Linked DNA regions of Homo sapiens: region 1 is linked to region 2. The links are chromatin loops, found by intact Hi-C in ENCODE. Cell type or tissue: PC-3. All regions are shown on one strand. Links, peaks and the distances in the headings refer to the core of each region. The heading gives the core; the rest is flanking DNA. Region 1 overlaps SDK1 (sidekick cell adhesion molecule 1). Region 2 overlaps SDK1 (sidekick cell adhesion molecule 1).

Region 1 (8,341 bases), core at 35-8,034, 51 kb after region 2:
TATCATTCTAAAGCTCCTTTCACAAATATTTAATTCTAAGAATAGTAATGATTTTCCTTCATATTTTACAATAAGGAAGTTCAGAGATTTTAAGCAACGGGTCTGGCTACACAAGGAGTGATCAAGGCCTCTACCTCCTGGTCTATCTGCAGCCTCTGAGTTTTTCCCGTCCCTCTGAGTCTAAGTCCAGAGCTCTTTCTGTTGCCCTGGATGTGCACCATGGCGTCAACGTGTTGTTGTTTTGAATTCCTGGCTCCATACTTTAAACGCTTCCTCCTTTGCTGTCAGGCAGCCGGCTCACGACTTGCTGCCGTCTGCACACCTGCCTCTCAAAATGTTTCTCATCTGATATTTCGATGTTTGTGGGCTGAGATGAAACAGTCTTTGAATTAGGGTCTGAGGTGCTCTCTCTTTTAAATAAAGTCATGAATTAATATAATGTTCATTTTGGCAGTGGAAAGCCTGATTTGCTGATTCCTGACTCTCGGTTTTGTTTTTAATCACTATGATTACTTGATATAGGACTTGTCAACAAGTGAGGGGCTGTGACTATAATACCTTAACATTAGCAAATCACATGTATTTAATCAATTAAATATTAAATTGTTGAATGGTTTTCCTTTTGAAGGGAGTACATTCTCCACATGAAATCTCTAGTCCAGGTTCTATGATCAGTGATCAAATACTGTGACAGAAAGCTGTAGAAAGGTATCTGATGACGGATGGGATCTTATTCTAACAGAACTGACGTATTCTTGAAAAGCCTCTTTTCTGTACTCTCAGGTATAAATACTGAAGTCTAGACCAGGCCTAATTCAATGGTAAAAGACAGAAAAGCCAGTGCTGCGGGTGGGGGAGAGACATATCTAAGACACTCAAGGCAAGAATGAAGCCATTCCCGTGGGAAGCAAAGGGAAAATGTGTAGCAGTCATCTTTTCCCCTCTCTCCACCTTTCTTTTTTGAAGTCCTTACTTAGTTTTAAGTTCTTTGTAGGCTCTTTCTTTCTTTTCTTGAGGAATAGGATTTCTGTAAGCATGGAAAGACAAACAACCCCAATTGTACTTTATCACAACACAGAGCCTGAGCTCCCAGACGACTTGGAAGGAGAAAGATCATTATCCTTCTTATCCTAACAAAGGAAGACAATGTCTTCATCATCCATCAATTCGCTGAGCAGCCGGACTCAGCTTTGAAGGAAGTGCTTATCTCAGGGGTGTGCTGGCAGAGGGTTCCTGGTGCCTTCAGCCTGCTCCCCGCTGTGCAAGATCTGCTTCTCCAGGGACGCAGCACCTGCCTCCTGGCACCCTGCCATGCCCCAGCCACATGGGCACGCCTTGGTGCCCATCCCCTTAAGACAAGCTTGTGGCCAACAGCAATCAGCATTCCTGGGTGTCAGGCATATGGGTTTGCAGCTCACAGAAGCTTTCAGGGAACAGTGCACTAACCAAAGGAGAGAATCCAATGGCACCACTGAAGGTCCAAGGGGTCTATATTGTGGGGGCACCTGGGCCAAGTCGCAGGGCCATTCCTTGTTTATTTAGCCACATTTAGACTCTGCTCCTTTAGGAAGACTTTTCTGACCCTTTCCTCAGAATGAACTTCTTTCCTAGGTGAACAGGTATACTCTTGTACCCATTTCTCTAACAAGGTAACTACTGCCCAGTAAATGTCTGTTCATATGCCCACTGCCATGCGCTTCAGGAAGGCAGTGAAATGTCCTATCCATCTTTAAAACAACATGACAATATCGTTATAATGCTGTAGAGCAGCAGTCCCCAACCTTCTTGGCACCAGGGACCAGTTTCATGAAAAACAATTTATCCACAGACCAGAGGGTTGGGGGATGGTTTTGGAATGATTCAAGTGCATTACATTTATTGTGTACTTTAATTCTATTATTATTACACTGTAATACATAATGAAATCGTTATACAACTCACCATAACGCAGAATCAGTGGAAGCTCTGAACTTGTTTTCTTACAACTAGACAGTCCCATCTGGGGGTGATGGGAGACAGTGACAGATCATCAGGCATTAGATTCTCATAAGTAGCGTGCAACCTAGGACCCTCACACGCACAGTTCACAATAAGGTTCACGGTCCTATGAGAATCATATGCTGCCACTGATCTGACAGGAGGTGGGGCTCAGGCAGGAATGCAAGTGATGGGGAATGGCTGTAAATACAGATGAGACTTCGCTCACTTGCCCACCCTGCGCCTCCTGCTGTGCAGCCTGGTTCCTAACAGGCCATGGACTGGCCTGGTTCCTACCCAAGGGTTGCGGACCTCTGCTGTAGAGCATTTGCTTTTCTCCAAGCACTGGATTAACCGTTTCACATGCATGTTCTTATGGAACTGTCACACCAACCCTACTGTGTAGATGCCATCATTAATCTTGTTCACTAATGTGGAAACTGGGCTTTAGACAAAGTAACTTGCCCGCACAGGAAAACAGCCACAGAGATGTTTCCCCTGGAAGTCTACCATGGCAGGGCTCCTCCCTGGTCTCCCAGGAGTCAAATCAAAAGATCACAACGCCCCCAGCTTCCAGGCATACAGAAGCTCCCCACTGTACTCAGAATGGGAAGAACCTCAATGGCCTCCAGGGCCTGCAGGATCTGGTTCCTGCCTAACTCTCCCACCCTGCCTTGACCCTTTGCCTGGCTTATGATACTACAGCCACAGTCATTTTCTTCCTGTTTCTTGACCAAACAGCTTTTCTGCTTTGGGCTCTTTGAACATGTCAACTCCATGGCCTGAAATGCTCTGAGCCCTGGTACCAGCAGCATCTCTGGCTCCTTCTTATACTTAGGAAGCTATGCAAATGTCACCTCCCTAGAGCAGCCTTCCCGATCACCCACCAAAGCAAACTATCACCTCCATGACCTGAGTCATTGTTTCCTTCATAGAATTCACAGCCATCTATCATCATCTTGTTTATTCATTTGTTTACTTGGAACTACCTGTCTCTCCCAGGTAAATTTTACGAGGTCAGAGGCCTTACTTGTCTCCTGATGTATCCCTGAAGTGTGAGCCCAGGACTCAACACATATTTAGTTACAAAACTAATCCTTAATAGCAAAGATAATGGTTAGCACAGTCTCCAAAATTAAAGAAGATTATTCTCACTTTAAAGAGAAGAAGAGATCTGCAAAAATATTTAGAAATACTTTTATGTGGTTTAGAAAAGTCAAATCATACTGTTTCCTGTGATTAAAGTGTGTCAACTTTCTTAAATAAGACAATTCAAACTTTTGGATACGAAACTATTTTCCTTTCTGAAAAATAATATAAGTTGCCATCAAATTATACCTTATGAATACACAAAAGAACATCCTGAGAGTTTCCTGGGAATAAAATTTAATTGTAAAGTTTGAAACTGATATACATGTAAAGAAAAGCTTTCAAATACACTTTGTATTTTAGAGAAAAATCTTTGTATTACTGCCTGAAGCCACAGTAATAAAGATATCAACCAGGTATTTGTTAATGATGCAACATTCAATATACTATAAAATAAGGTAATCTGAAGATAGGAACAATCAAATGCCAAAGCAAACATCCTGAAGGAATTTTCCAAGACATACACGGAGGTTGGCTGCCAAGATTGTTGGCCCATTAGCCTCTCTGCTGGTTTCCCAATCATCCAGGAGCCCCTTTAGGTCAAGTGATAACACAACTGTGGTTAAATTAATGGCAAGAGTAATTTACGAGAGTGTCGAAGCACACACACAATGTTTGCCTTAGATTTCACCGTTCTGTTTTAGCACAGGAGATAAAACAGTACATAAAGACTTGTTTTAACTACGAGAAACTACACTGTCAAGCATGAAAACAGGAGATTTTTCCCTAAGCAGCTTGTTTCTATATCAAAAGTAGAAATGTCCCTAATGACATTAGTCCTTAATAATTCCAATATGAGAACTTTAATAAAGAATAACCAGATTTGAGCAATGGCTTTTTTCCCAGTCTCATTAAAATAACATGAAACAACAGAATAACCAGTCAACAAGAAAGTTACTAAGTGTGTGTTCAGTATGTGAGGATCTCACGCCCACCTAATCATTCTGGAGGGTGCAGAGGAATGTAACATGAACCCTCTTTATAACAAATACAGGCAAGAAAACAAAATGTACACATGTGGGACAGCAGCATAATTAACTGCTGCATGTTACTGGCTCTAAGTACCACCAGATCTGTCAGTGAAAAATGAGAGGAGAATCAATTCTCTGTCCTGAAGCAGCTTAAAACATAAAAGGTTTGTGAACAACATGTGAGGTTTAATTAGGAATGTTTACAGAGTTTTAATAAAATCTCTGATTTTTTTTCCTTTATAGTCAAGTAATATGTCAAATAATTTCAGAAACTATGAAATGATGAAAAGATATAAAAGCAGAGAGAACATTTAAGTCTCGGGGCACCTGGCACGTGCTTTGCTCCTGTGAGCTCACACAAAGCCCATCTTGCAGCTGGGGCCAGGACCCCTGTGTGGGCCTTGATGACAAACAGCAGGAGGAGAGAGCCTACAGCTTCTACCCTTTGGTGGGCCAAGTTCCCTTTGATATTAGAAGTTTGGTTCATCTTGCAAAGTACCTAGGCAAATGTTTCAAAAGCCCAATTTCAAGAAAAGGATTTTACTTTAAAAATAGGAAAACTTCTTTTTTTCAATATGGTGGATTGGAGGCAGTGTTAGCATGCGTCTCCCCCTTGGAAAGAAAAAATAGTCTGCAGAGACACACCATTAACTTTCTTCCAAGAAACAATGAAGGAATTTAACAGAAAAATGGAAAGAAACCACAGACCCTTTGAAAGAAGCAGCAGGCTGCAGCCTACACCATGAGCCAGGTGAAGAACTGTGAGTATGACAGTGGGACGGACTGCCTCCAGGGAACCTGGCAATCCAGTCCACAGAGAAAGCCTTAACCCTACCTAGTGCTGAACCTGATACAGGGAGGGGTGGGGAATATTAAGTAGGAGCAGCAGAAGGAAGGGCCTTGCATGCATGCCCAGTCTCCAGCATGGATGGAGGGAAACCATTCCTGACTTCTATCAGCAGACTTCTCAGGAGAAACCTTACAAGCCCAAAGGATGTGGGGTCCTATCTTGAGGCTCCTTAAACAGAATAACTGTCAGCCAAGAATTTTGTATCCAGCAGAACTAAGTTTCATAATTGAAGGAGAAATAAAGTAATTTTCAGACAAATAAATGCTGAGAGAATTTGTCACTACCAGGCCAGCCCTACAAGAAATGCTAAAAGGAGTTCTGAATTCTGAAACAAAAGGTTGTTATGCACCATAATAGAACTTCTTGAAAGCATAATAGCCACAGGGCCTATAAAACAATAATGCAATAAATAAAATAAAGTATCTAGGCAACAATTAACATGATGGCTGGAAGAGTATCATGAATGCAGTATTAACATTAAATGTAAATGGCCTAAGTGCTTCACTTAAATATTAACACTGAATGTAAATGGCCTAAATGCTCCACTTAAAAGATACACATGGGCAGAATAGATAGAAAATACAAACCAAATATCTGATGTCTTCAAGAGACTCACTTGACATGTAAGGTAATAGAGTTTGGATATGTGCCCCTGCCCAAATCTCGTTTCAAACTGTAATTTCCAATGTTGAATGGAGGGCCTGGTGGGAGGTAACTGGACCTTGGAGGTATGGAGGGCCTGGTGGGAGGTAACTGGACCTTGGAGGTATGGAGGGCCTGGTGGGAGGTAACTGGACCTTGGAGGTATGGAGGGCCTGGTGGGAGGTAACTGGACCTTGGAGGTATGGAGGGCCTGGTGGGAGGTAACTGGACCTTGGAGGTATGGAGGGCCTGGTGGGAGGTAACTGGACCTTGGAGGTATGGAGGGCCTGGTGGGAGGTAACTGGACCTTGGAGGTATGGAGGGCCTGGTGGGAGGTAACTGGACCTTGGAGGTATGGAGGGCCTGGTGGGAGGTAACTGGACCTTGGAGGTATGGAGGGCCTGGTGGGAGGTAACTGGACCTTGGAGGTATGGAGGGCCTGGTGGGAGGTAACTGGACCTTGGAGGTATGGAGGGCCTGGTGGGAGGTAACTGGACCTTGGAGGTGGGTTTCTCATGAATGGTTTAGTGCCACCCCTCCTGGTACTGTCCTTGTGATAGTGAGTGAGTTCTCGTGAGATCTGGTCATTTTAAAGTGTGTGGCATCTCCCCTCTCATTCTCTCTTGCTCCTGTTCCTGTCATGTAAGATGTGCCTGCTCCTCTTTGCCTTCTGCCATGACTGTAAGTTTCCTGAGGCCTCCCCAGAAGCTGAGCAGCATCACGCTTCCTGTACAACCTACAGTACCATGAGCTATCTAAACCTCTTTTTAAAAAAAAATAAATTACTCAGTCTCAGGTATTTCTTTATAGCAATGAGACTAATACATGAGGATTCATAAAAACTCAAGGTAAGGGGATGGAAAAAGATATTCCATGCAAATAGAAATCAAAAGTGAGCAGAAGTAGCTATTCTTATATCACATAAAACAGACTTTAAAGCAACAACAGTAAAGAAAAAAAGAGACACAAAAGGTCATTATGTAATGATAAGAGGATGAATCCAACAAGAAGAATTACAATCCTAAGTTTCTATGCATTTAACACTAGAGCTCACAGATTCATGAAACATTTACTATTAGACCTAAGAGATGAGATAAACAGAAACACGATAATAGGGGGGGCCTTCAGCTCCCCACTGACAGCACCAGACAGACAATCAAGAGAGAAAGTCAACGAACAAACAATGGACTTAAACTCCTGTAGAACAAATGGACCTAACAGATATTTACAGAACATTCTACCCAAGAACTGCAGATACACATTCTTCTCATCAGCATATGGAACAGTCTCCAAGATAGACCGTATAATGGATTACAAAACAAGTCTCGATAAATGTTTTAAAAATCAAAATCACTTCAAGTATTTTCTCTGATCAGAATAGAATAAAATGAGAAATGAACTACAAAAGGAACCTTGAAAACTACAAACACATGTAAATTAAACAACCTGCTCCTGGAATGATTTTTGAATTGACAATGAAATCAAGATGGAAATTTAAAAATTCTTTGAAATAAATAACAGTGACACAAGTTATCAAAACTTCTTGGATACAGCAAAAGCAATGCTAAGAGAAAAGTTTATAGCATAAAGTGCCTCCACAAAAAATTCTGAAAGATCATAAATTGACAATCTAATGTCATATCTCAAGGAACTAGAGAAACAAGAACAAACTAAACCCAAAGCTAGCAGAAGAAAATAAATAACAAAGATCCAGAGCAAAATGAAATAAAATTGAAACAAAAAACAAAAACAAAATATCAATGAAACAAAAATCTTGTTCTTTGAAAAGACAAAGTTGATAGACCATTAGCTAGACTAACCAAGAGAAGAAAAGATTCAAATAAACTCAATTAGTAATAAAACTAGAGACATTACAACTGACAGCACAGAAATACAAAAGATCATTTGATACTACTATGAACACCTTTGTGCACACAAATTAGAAAATCTGGAGGAAATGAATAAATTCCTGGAAACATATAACCCTCCTTGATTAAATCAAGAAGAAACAGAAACTCTAAACAGACCAGTAACAAGCAGTGAGACTGAATGAGTAATTTAAAAAAAAGTTGCTGGCCGAGCACAGTGGCTCACGCCTATAATCCCAGCACTTTGGGAGGCCAAAGTGGGTGGATCACGAGGTCAGGAGATCGCAACCATCCTGGCTAACATGGTGAAACCCCATCTCTACTAAAAATACAAAAAAATTAGCCGGGTGTGGTGGCGGGCACCTGTAGTCCCAGCTATTTGGGAGGCCGAGGCAGGAGAATGGTGTGAACCCAGGAGGCGGAGCTTGTAGTGAGCTGAGATCGTGCCACTGCACTCCAGCCTGGGTGACAGAGCAAGACTCCATAAAAAAGAAAAATGCCAACAAAAAAGCCCAGGACCAGATGGATTTACAGCTGAATTCTACTAGACATTCAAAGAATTGGTGCCAATCCTACTGAAACTATTCCAAAAGACTGAGAAAGAGGGAATCCTCCCTAACTCATCTGTGAAGCCAGTATCACCCTGGTACCAAGCCAGGAAAGACATAACAGCAACAAAAAATAAAACTACAGACCAATATCCTTGATGAATATAGATGCAAAAATCCTCAACAAAATATGAACTAATTGAATCCAACAGCACATCAAAATATAATAACCATGCTCAAGTGGGTTTCATTCCAGAAATGCAGGGAGGTTTAACATACATGAATCAATAAATGTGATATATCACATAAAAAGAATTAAAAACAAAAACCATATAA
Region 2 (8,341 bases), core at 243-8,242:
TGGGAAAACGCCATTTGTAAAATAAATGATACACTTATTAAAAGCATGTTCTTGTGAAGCAAGTGATCAATTCTTTGTATTACAATGTTATTGCTCCTAGGTTCTGTATCTCATGGAGGATGGTGACATCAGAAGGGAATAAATACTCTAAAACATGATCTAAGGAGGTAGTCTGAATCCTGCTGGACTCAATATTCCCTTGCTTTTTAACAGCTAATATTTAATAATGCCTCCTTTAATCCCCTGAAATAGAATCCAGATAAAACAGCCAGCCTTTTACATAGAATTTTTAAAAAAAATCAATATAATGCCCTAACAGTGATGTAAAGGAGAAACCAAAGAAGGCAATTCATAATGACTTTGCATTTCAATATGTAAATTCTGATGGCTGACTACACTGAAAGCATAATGAAGTTGTTAGATACTTCCACCTTCGTATAATGAGTATGTCTGGATGTAGAAATAGTAGAAGATTAAAAGCTATTCCATGTGAAAATACAGGAGAACAAAAGAGCACAGATACAGGTGGACACTACAACGAGAACTAGCGTTAAAAGGAAAGAAAACAAACCATTCACCACAGCGCAGGTGAATCTTACAAGCATAACGTTGAGCCAAGGAAGTCAGACATAAAAGAACAAACTCTGTTTCCTTGCATGTGAGATTCTTAGATGGAGAATAACAGTCACCTTTAGGGGCAAGGTGGTAAGGATGCAAATACTGTATTTCCCTATCTGGATGGTATTTTCATGGGCATATATTTTAAAATTCATTGGTGGTATATTCATACAATGGAATACTGTTTATTGATAATAAGGAACAAACTACTAATATATGGATGCATCTCAGAAACATTATCCTGAGTAAAATAAGCACTAGATTTTTTTTTAAAGCCACACACTATATAATTCACTTATATTGTTCTAGTACAAGCTAAACCAGTGATTCTCAAATTTTTTGCTCTCAGTATCCTTATACAGTTTAAAAACTATAATTATTAAAAGAAAACCAAAAAGTTTTGTTTTATGTTGTTATATATGTACACTTACCATATTACATTTTATACTGAGATACTTGAGATTCATAATTCATTAAAAATGACAATAAACCTTACATATTAGACTATATAACATGTTTTATGAAAAATAATACTTTCCAAAACAAAGTAAAAGTATGGCACTTTTTATTTTTAAAAATGCCTTTAATGTTTAGCTTAATAAAAGACAGCTGGATTTTCCTATCTGTTTCTGAATTCAATTTACATATTAAAATACATATTCATTATGAATTACTTTTATGTCTCCTTTATATCAAAGCTAGAATATTATATTGATTTTTTTTAAATTGTATGTTTAGGATGATTATTTTTTTTTAGATTTTTTTATTTTTTGAGACAGAGTCTCACTCTGTCGCCCAGGCTAGAGTGCGGTGGCGCAATCCCTGCTCGCTGCAACCTCTGCTTCTCGGATTCCAGCAATTCTCTTGCCTCAGCCTCCCAATTAGCTGGGATTACAAGGGCCACCATGCCCAGCTAATTTTTGTATTATTAGTAGAGGCGGGATTTCACCATGTTGGTCAGGCTGGTCTCGAACTCCTGAGCTCAGGTGATCCACCCGCCTCGGCCTCCCAAAGTGTTGGGATTACAGGCATGAGTCACTGTGCCCGGCCTAGGATGGTTATTTTAATCTATGAATTGCATCGCAGGAGAATAATAGGGCCATGATTAAATATTTGTTGTAAAAAAGGGGGGTATTTTGTCCAGTAGGATGGAGAATACCGCCTTAGATCAAGTTTTAAAGCATTCATTCTTTCCTCAGCTCATCAATCTCCCTTAAATACAGAACCTAGGAGCAAAAATATTACAATGCAAGAAATTACTGTAGCATCTGAAAATCCCCATTCACAACAGAATGAGATAGAAAAGGGAAAATGCCAAAGTAGAATTATAAAAATACGAGTATTATAACAATACTACTCATAGCTTTGACCCCCAGGGTCCCCTGAAGGGTTTCCAGACCATCCACAAATCCCCATACCAAGGCTGTATTTTCTATGGCAAAAATTTTCAAAATTGTGGTTTCCTTTTGGGTTAGGGTTAGGTTTGACTGGGAAGGGGCATGAGAGAACTGTCTGAGGTAACAGTGGCAGTGATATTTCATACCTTAATGGACTTATAGGACACGGATGCATACATTCGTAAAATCATGTGAGGAGCATTTATATGTTAGTTTGTTGCTTATTATCAGTAAATACTATTCTAATGTATGAATATGTCATGAATGAATTTTAAACTATACACTCATGAAAACACCACCTAGATAGAGATATAAAATATTTGCATTCTTACCACCACCCCTAAAAAGGTAACTGTTATTCTGGCATCTATGAATCTCATGTGAAAGGAATAATAAAAATATGTGTTTTATGTTCAATATTTTATGTTTAATATTTATCCATTTTATTGTGTGCAAATTTTAGCTTAACAAGTAAACACATGAAACTCTAATGATATGCATGGTGAAGTGTTTAGGGGCAACGTGTACTGATGCCTGCAGCTTTGAAATGTATCAAATAAGATGGACTGGTGGAAGAATGGAGGGACATGAAGATGTATAGATGCGATGAAGTAAATATAGCAAAATGTTCGTTGCAGAATCTAGGTGGTGAGTATATGGATGTTCACTTTACAATTCTTTTGGCTTTTCTGTACGTATGAAAATGTTTATAATAAAATGTTGAAAAAAATGATCGAGTTGTATGCTTAAGACTTCTGTATTTTGCTACATGTAAGTTATGCCTTGATTTTAAAAACTGAAATATTAAACAATCAAAAGTACTAAGATTAGAAAAAATAAGACTATGCTTATTTGTAAATGACAAGACAAAAAAATTTATTAAAGACAGTTTATCCAAGACAAATTACTCATTATTAAAGAAAAAGAAATTTATGGCTTTCTCAGGAATAAGGAGGCTTATTTTTAAGTGAAGTGTCAAAATAATGTCCTATGTTGACACAGGATAGGGTACTGAAAAAGGATCCCAGAAAATTACTCTCCTATCTTGAATTCCTATCACGTGCCAAGCAAAAGATCCAGTCTCTGATGCTTAAGAGGGAAAGAACCAGGAGGCTAGAACACAGTTATGTTGTAGACTTGTGCACACATCAGCATAAGACTAAAAACCTGTAGGCAACCTCAAAAATCAATCATTTAAATGTGTGATTTTATAACATATTCATACTGTCATACTACGGAAACAAAAACTACATAAATGACAGTGATTTTTTAAAAACTATTAGTAAAAGTCAGTGGTCTCTTCACACTTCATGGTCTTCATCTAATTAAAACATATTTGGTTTTAAGTCTATTACAGTGAATGTTACATCCCCTCTGTTAAATATTTGCATGCCACAGCTACAAATGAAGACTGATTCACAGGTGTTGCACTGGCCGCTCAAACACCACAAGGGCATTGCTGAAATGGAGAATGGCTATCGCTAAAAGTACCCAACCAACCAAAGCACAATTTTCCCTCAATTTACTCAGTAATTGCATTTGCAGCAAGTATCGGTGAAAGTTAAAAATACCACAAAAATACCATGCATGTTTAAGAAAAATGAAGTACTAGTTTTTTGTTGTTGTTTTTTGCTTTTACCTACGTAAACATCTAGAGGGTCGTGCAGGAGATCTATGAGGGCGCAGAGCCGCCCTTCATCCTGCAGGACTATCCAAGCGCTGCAGCAGGTGCAGTCTGTTTTCTGTCCTCTCCACAAATGCCATCATCAGGACCACCAAAAATGCCCACAGAACACCCAGTACGTCCCATAGGAGACCCAGAATGTCCCATAGGAGGTACTGCTTCCTCAACTAGAAACCACGGATCTAAGCTGAAAGGATTGTTGTAGGAGTATTTAGATTTCAATAGCAGAAATATAATCCCCCAAACCGCTGTTATGTGCTCATTCCTGAATCATTCAGTGTAAACATTTATTTAACCTCTATAAATAATTTGTAGCTAACTGTGGTTAAAGATATGCTCAGATACACAGTCATCTGCTGATAGTTTGTGCCTACAGTTCACTACAAAGAAAGCATTTCACTAGCAGCTAAAGGCTTGTCATATGGAAACAATATTTGCTTATTCTTGCCTAAGGCTGGATTTAACACACTGAGCCTGATGTGAAAGATCATTTTGCTATTCAAACTGCAAGTCGCAAGCAAATACAAAGGCTTCATACTTGCTTTTACATATTATTCTTATGATTTTTGTTGTCAGTTTGTATTTAACCTCAGCGTTCCTGTCCTGCATGATTTCATAACTATAATCTGCTACTTAGTCACTGCAGTACTTGCATATTTTCTCTAATCAAACTTGTATCAAAACTCCTGAGTCATTCCTGTGTTCTCTGCGCTCCAGCATCCTAGATGTTTTCTGCCTTTGCTTCTTCCTATTTCTTTTTTTCCCTACCTTCATCCTTGTACAATGATTAGGCCTATTATTATTATTTTTTTTTTTTTTGAGATGGAGTCTCACTCTGTCGCCCAGGCTGGAGTGCAGTGGCATGATCTCGGCTCACTGCAAGCTCCGCCTCCCGGGTTCAGGCCATTCTCCTGCCTCAGCCTTCCGAGTAACTGGGACTACAGGTGCCCACCACCACGCCTGGCTAAGTTTTTGTATTTTTAGTAGAGATGGGGTTTCACCGTGTTAAGGCAAGAAAAGATGAAATGGCATGTGAATTCACTTGTTGACATGAGTTGCCACCTAATAACTAAATAGATCATCAGCAAGAGCAAAAAAAAAAAAAAAAAAAAGGAGGGGGGGCTTGATAAAAAAAAAACTACTGGATTTTTCAATGAAATTAGAAAAAAATCAGTCAACTTAAAAAGCTCTATGCAACTTGGCAATCCACACGCTCACCTGGAAAAAGTGCTACTCATTCTGTTACAGATTCACAAAATATTTACAAATCTTTACATAAAAATTACACACATACTTATCTGACCCACTCCTACGTATCTAACTCAAGTGAATTGAAAATGTAAGTTCCCAAAAAATTACATGTAGGCAAATGCTCATAGCAGCTTAATTCATAACCATCCCAACAACCAAAACATTCTTCAACAGATGAAGAGTTCAACAAATTGTGATACATTCCAGACAATGAAATACTTCACTACTCAGCGTTAAAAGGAATGAACTGTTGATTCACACAACAGCATAAATAGATCTTAAATGCTTTCTGCTAAGTTAAACACCCAGATGGCTACGTGCCGTATGATCCTAATGATATTGCCTACTGAGAAAGGCAAAAACGGAAAAGTCAGAAACAGATCAGTGGTTGCCAGGAGCCGGTTATCATCCCAAAAGACACAATCCCAAACACCACATCCAAATGCAGAAATCCCAAAAGATCAAAATCCCTGAAGTCTAAAAGTCCCCCAAATCACAATCCTGAAAGATCAAAATTATTCCAAAACTATTATTCTGAGGAAAATGTTTTAATTCCTTAAAAGACATTTATTTACATGTACAAAAAGAGATTTATTTGGCAAACATAAAAACGTGACCGAACACTTCATAGGTCACTTTGTGCAATAAAATGAACAATAATAACATACATTTTTTGCAAGGATAAACATTCAGGTATACTAATGACAGTCACACAAGAATAAGAGCTATGAGCAAACTGTATTCAGAAAGAAACAGGTAACAGGTCAACAAGGGGAATGTATGCATGCACATTGCTGTGGTTGGTAATTGTGTGCACCCAGCTTTGTAACTGTGGTCATCTGAAATACCATGACGGACAACCTGAGTCTTCTGTTGAAATTGATCAAAAACTGCACTGGATCATCACTGTATATGCAGCCACCCAAATGGCCGAGACCTCGAGAAATTTTATCTTTCACAAATGCAGATATGCAAAAAAGACATCTCTTTATTTATGGAGGAATTTTCCATGTTTTTACAAACATGCACAATGCGTAAACAGTCAACGTTATGATAATGCTCTTTTGTGCAGTCAAATTTGAAAAAAAAATACATAAAACAAATCAGAGCCCTCTCAAGGTCTCTACAAAATTTATACCCCCAGTATTGGAAATGATGGGAAAAGGAAATATATAGCACAGCAAATTGTAAAACAAAAGAATGCGGACAACTTAAAATAATGGGGAAAAGCCTGGGCACAGTGGCTCACACCTGTAATCCCAGCACTTTGGGAGGCCCAGGTGGGTGGATCACCTGAGGTCAGGAGTTCGAGACCAGCCTGGCCAACATGGTGAAACCCCGTCTCTGCTAAAAATACAAAAAATTAGCCAGGCATGGTGGCATGCCCCTGTAGTCCCAGCTACTCAGGAGGCTGAGGCAGAAGAATCGCCTGAACCCGGGAGGTGGAGGTTGCAATGAGCTAAGGCTGCACTCCAGCCTGGGCGACAAGAGCAAAATTCCGCCTCCAAATAATAATAATAATAATAATAATAATAATGAAAAAAATTTAAAAAGAAAAAACAGAGAAAACTAAAAAGAAAATTCAACATATGATAAAAGCGTATTTCAAGGACAGATTATGGGTAACTGCAGGGAGACAGTCCACAGTCGCTGGCTTTCACCATCATTAACTAATACTTTAAAGTCATGCATCAGGATGCACAGCTACTTTTTTTCTTATAGGACATGGCTCTCCTCAGAAAATACATACACATTTATTTTCTATATAGCACTGCTCTTTTAAAAATGTTTCTATGATTCAATAGCCACCAACATGAGCATTCCCTATTAAACATTCCCACTTTCTATTTAGAGATTGATCTTTTGGGATTTAGACTTCAGAAAGTACAGCATTTTACAGCATTTCTTTCAGAATTATGATCCAAACCCCTTGGGAAACAGTGATTTGACTGATTATTGCAGGATAAAGGAAAAATGAGCCATAGGTAAAGCCTGTATTTTGGTTGGTAAATTTGTTTCTCGCAGGATACACGTCAGCAATCCTAAGGGTAGTTTACACAAATGCTACCATTGAACACCTAAATAAACTGTGGATAATGCGAGTCAGGTTTCTCCCTGTCAGAGAAATAAATTACAAGTAACCAAGGGAGGAAAACAGAATGAACCCCATGGTACTGGATTAGACTCAGAAATACTTGTAGAAACTCACGGTTATTTTTAAATAGATACAGATGGATACAGACAGGAACAGAGACTTGTGTGTATACATGGGTTGGAATACATATACCTGTTTCCTAGCTGGGTCCACTGAGAGGCCTAGAGGATGTGACAGCACAGGGGCTACAAGCACACTCCATGCTTCAGTCTTGGTTTCTAATCCTATTTCCCCATAAAAGGCACCAGGGTTCTTAAAGAAATGGCTGACTCTGGGCGGGTGCAGGTGACACACAGAACAAGGCTGGAGGATCTCACAGTGCAGAGTAAGTGCCAAGAAAAGAAAAAGATAAGAGCACGTCAAACAAACACAGTGGCCAACTGGAGAAAGCTCTCAAGGCCACAGTAGGAGCCATTTGACCTACAAATTAAATCTATTAGGTTGGTACAAAAATAATTACAGTTTCGCATTAGTGTTAATGACAAAAACTACCATTATTTTTGCACCAACCTAAATAGAAGATTATAACCCAGAGAATAACATAAATATTCATATATCCAAAATGATATAAATAAATGATTGAATATATAAATGGGAGATGGGACAGATTTCCTTTACAGAAAAATTCCAAAAAACAAATGTAGGAAGAATGAGGGAAATGAGAAAAATCACCGTTAGAACATTACGATAGAAATGCTGTAAGCAAGAGCCACTGCCGAATGCTAAAATGGGTGGCTGAAAGTTTAGGAAAAACAGATATTTGCATTGCCTCAAAGTATATCCCTCAGAATATTTATTAAGTACAGTGGCGGTTTTAACATATGCCCACGAATTCTTTGATACTCTTCCCTGCAGAGTGGAACTTAACTGCCCTCTGCTTGACTGTGGGCTGGACTTGACAACTTGCTTCTAAGGAACTGTGGTATAATGAGAAAGATACGTTTGGTCTTTGTGCCCAGTTCCTGGCACAGAGCTACTAAAACGTATGGAATTTCATGAGTGATAAGGGTTATAGGAGTCTTTTGTTCTAACAAGGCAACTCTTGGCAGGCCCCTAGATAGCTTCAGGATGGGTGCTGGTCACCAGAAAGACCAAGCCTTGATTAGAAACTTGGAACTTTCAGCCCCACTCCCCAGTCTCCTGGGAGGGGAGGGGGCCTGAAGGTTGAGTTCAATCACCTAGGACCAACGATTTAATCAGTCATGCTTCTATAATGAACCTTCCATGAAAACCCTC

Evidence for each region. Peaks named below come from ENCODE experiments on the same cell type or tissue, not always from the same donor. Only the 100,000 strongest peaks of a DNase experiment are listed, where the experiment ranks them.
Region 1: it touches region 2 in a loop (6-fold over the local background); 2 of 110 quality-filtered maps call a loop at or near these places.

The regions. Positions count from the first base shown.
Region 1 is chr7:3,706,024-3,714,364 of GRCh38, reverse strand. The region is part of intron 4 of SDK1 (sidekick cell adhesion molecule 1); the gene reads right to left. Among named protein-coding and RNA genes, the nearest start is that of SDK1-AS1, 360 kb to the right of the region's middle. RefSeq lists enhancers at 827-1,326, 1,327-1,828. In PC-3, for the core only: no CTCF peak of the experiment used is centred there; no DNase peak of the experiment used is centred there.
Region 2 is chr7:3,757,731-3,766,071 of GRCh38, reverse strand. The region is part of intron 4 of SDK1 (sidekick cell adhesion molecule 1); the gene reads right to left. Among named protein-coding and RNA genes, the nearest start is that of SDK1-AS1, 410 kb to the right of the region's middle. In PC-3, for the core only: a CTCF peak has its summit at 3,845; a DNase peak (open chromatin) is centred at 4,141; H3K4me3 peaks cover 937 bases; H3K27ac peaks cover 1,947 bases.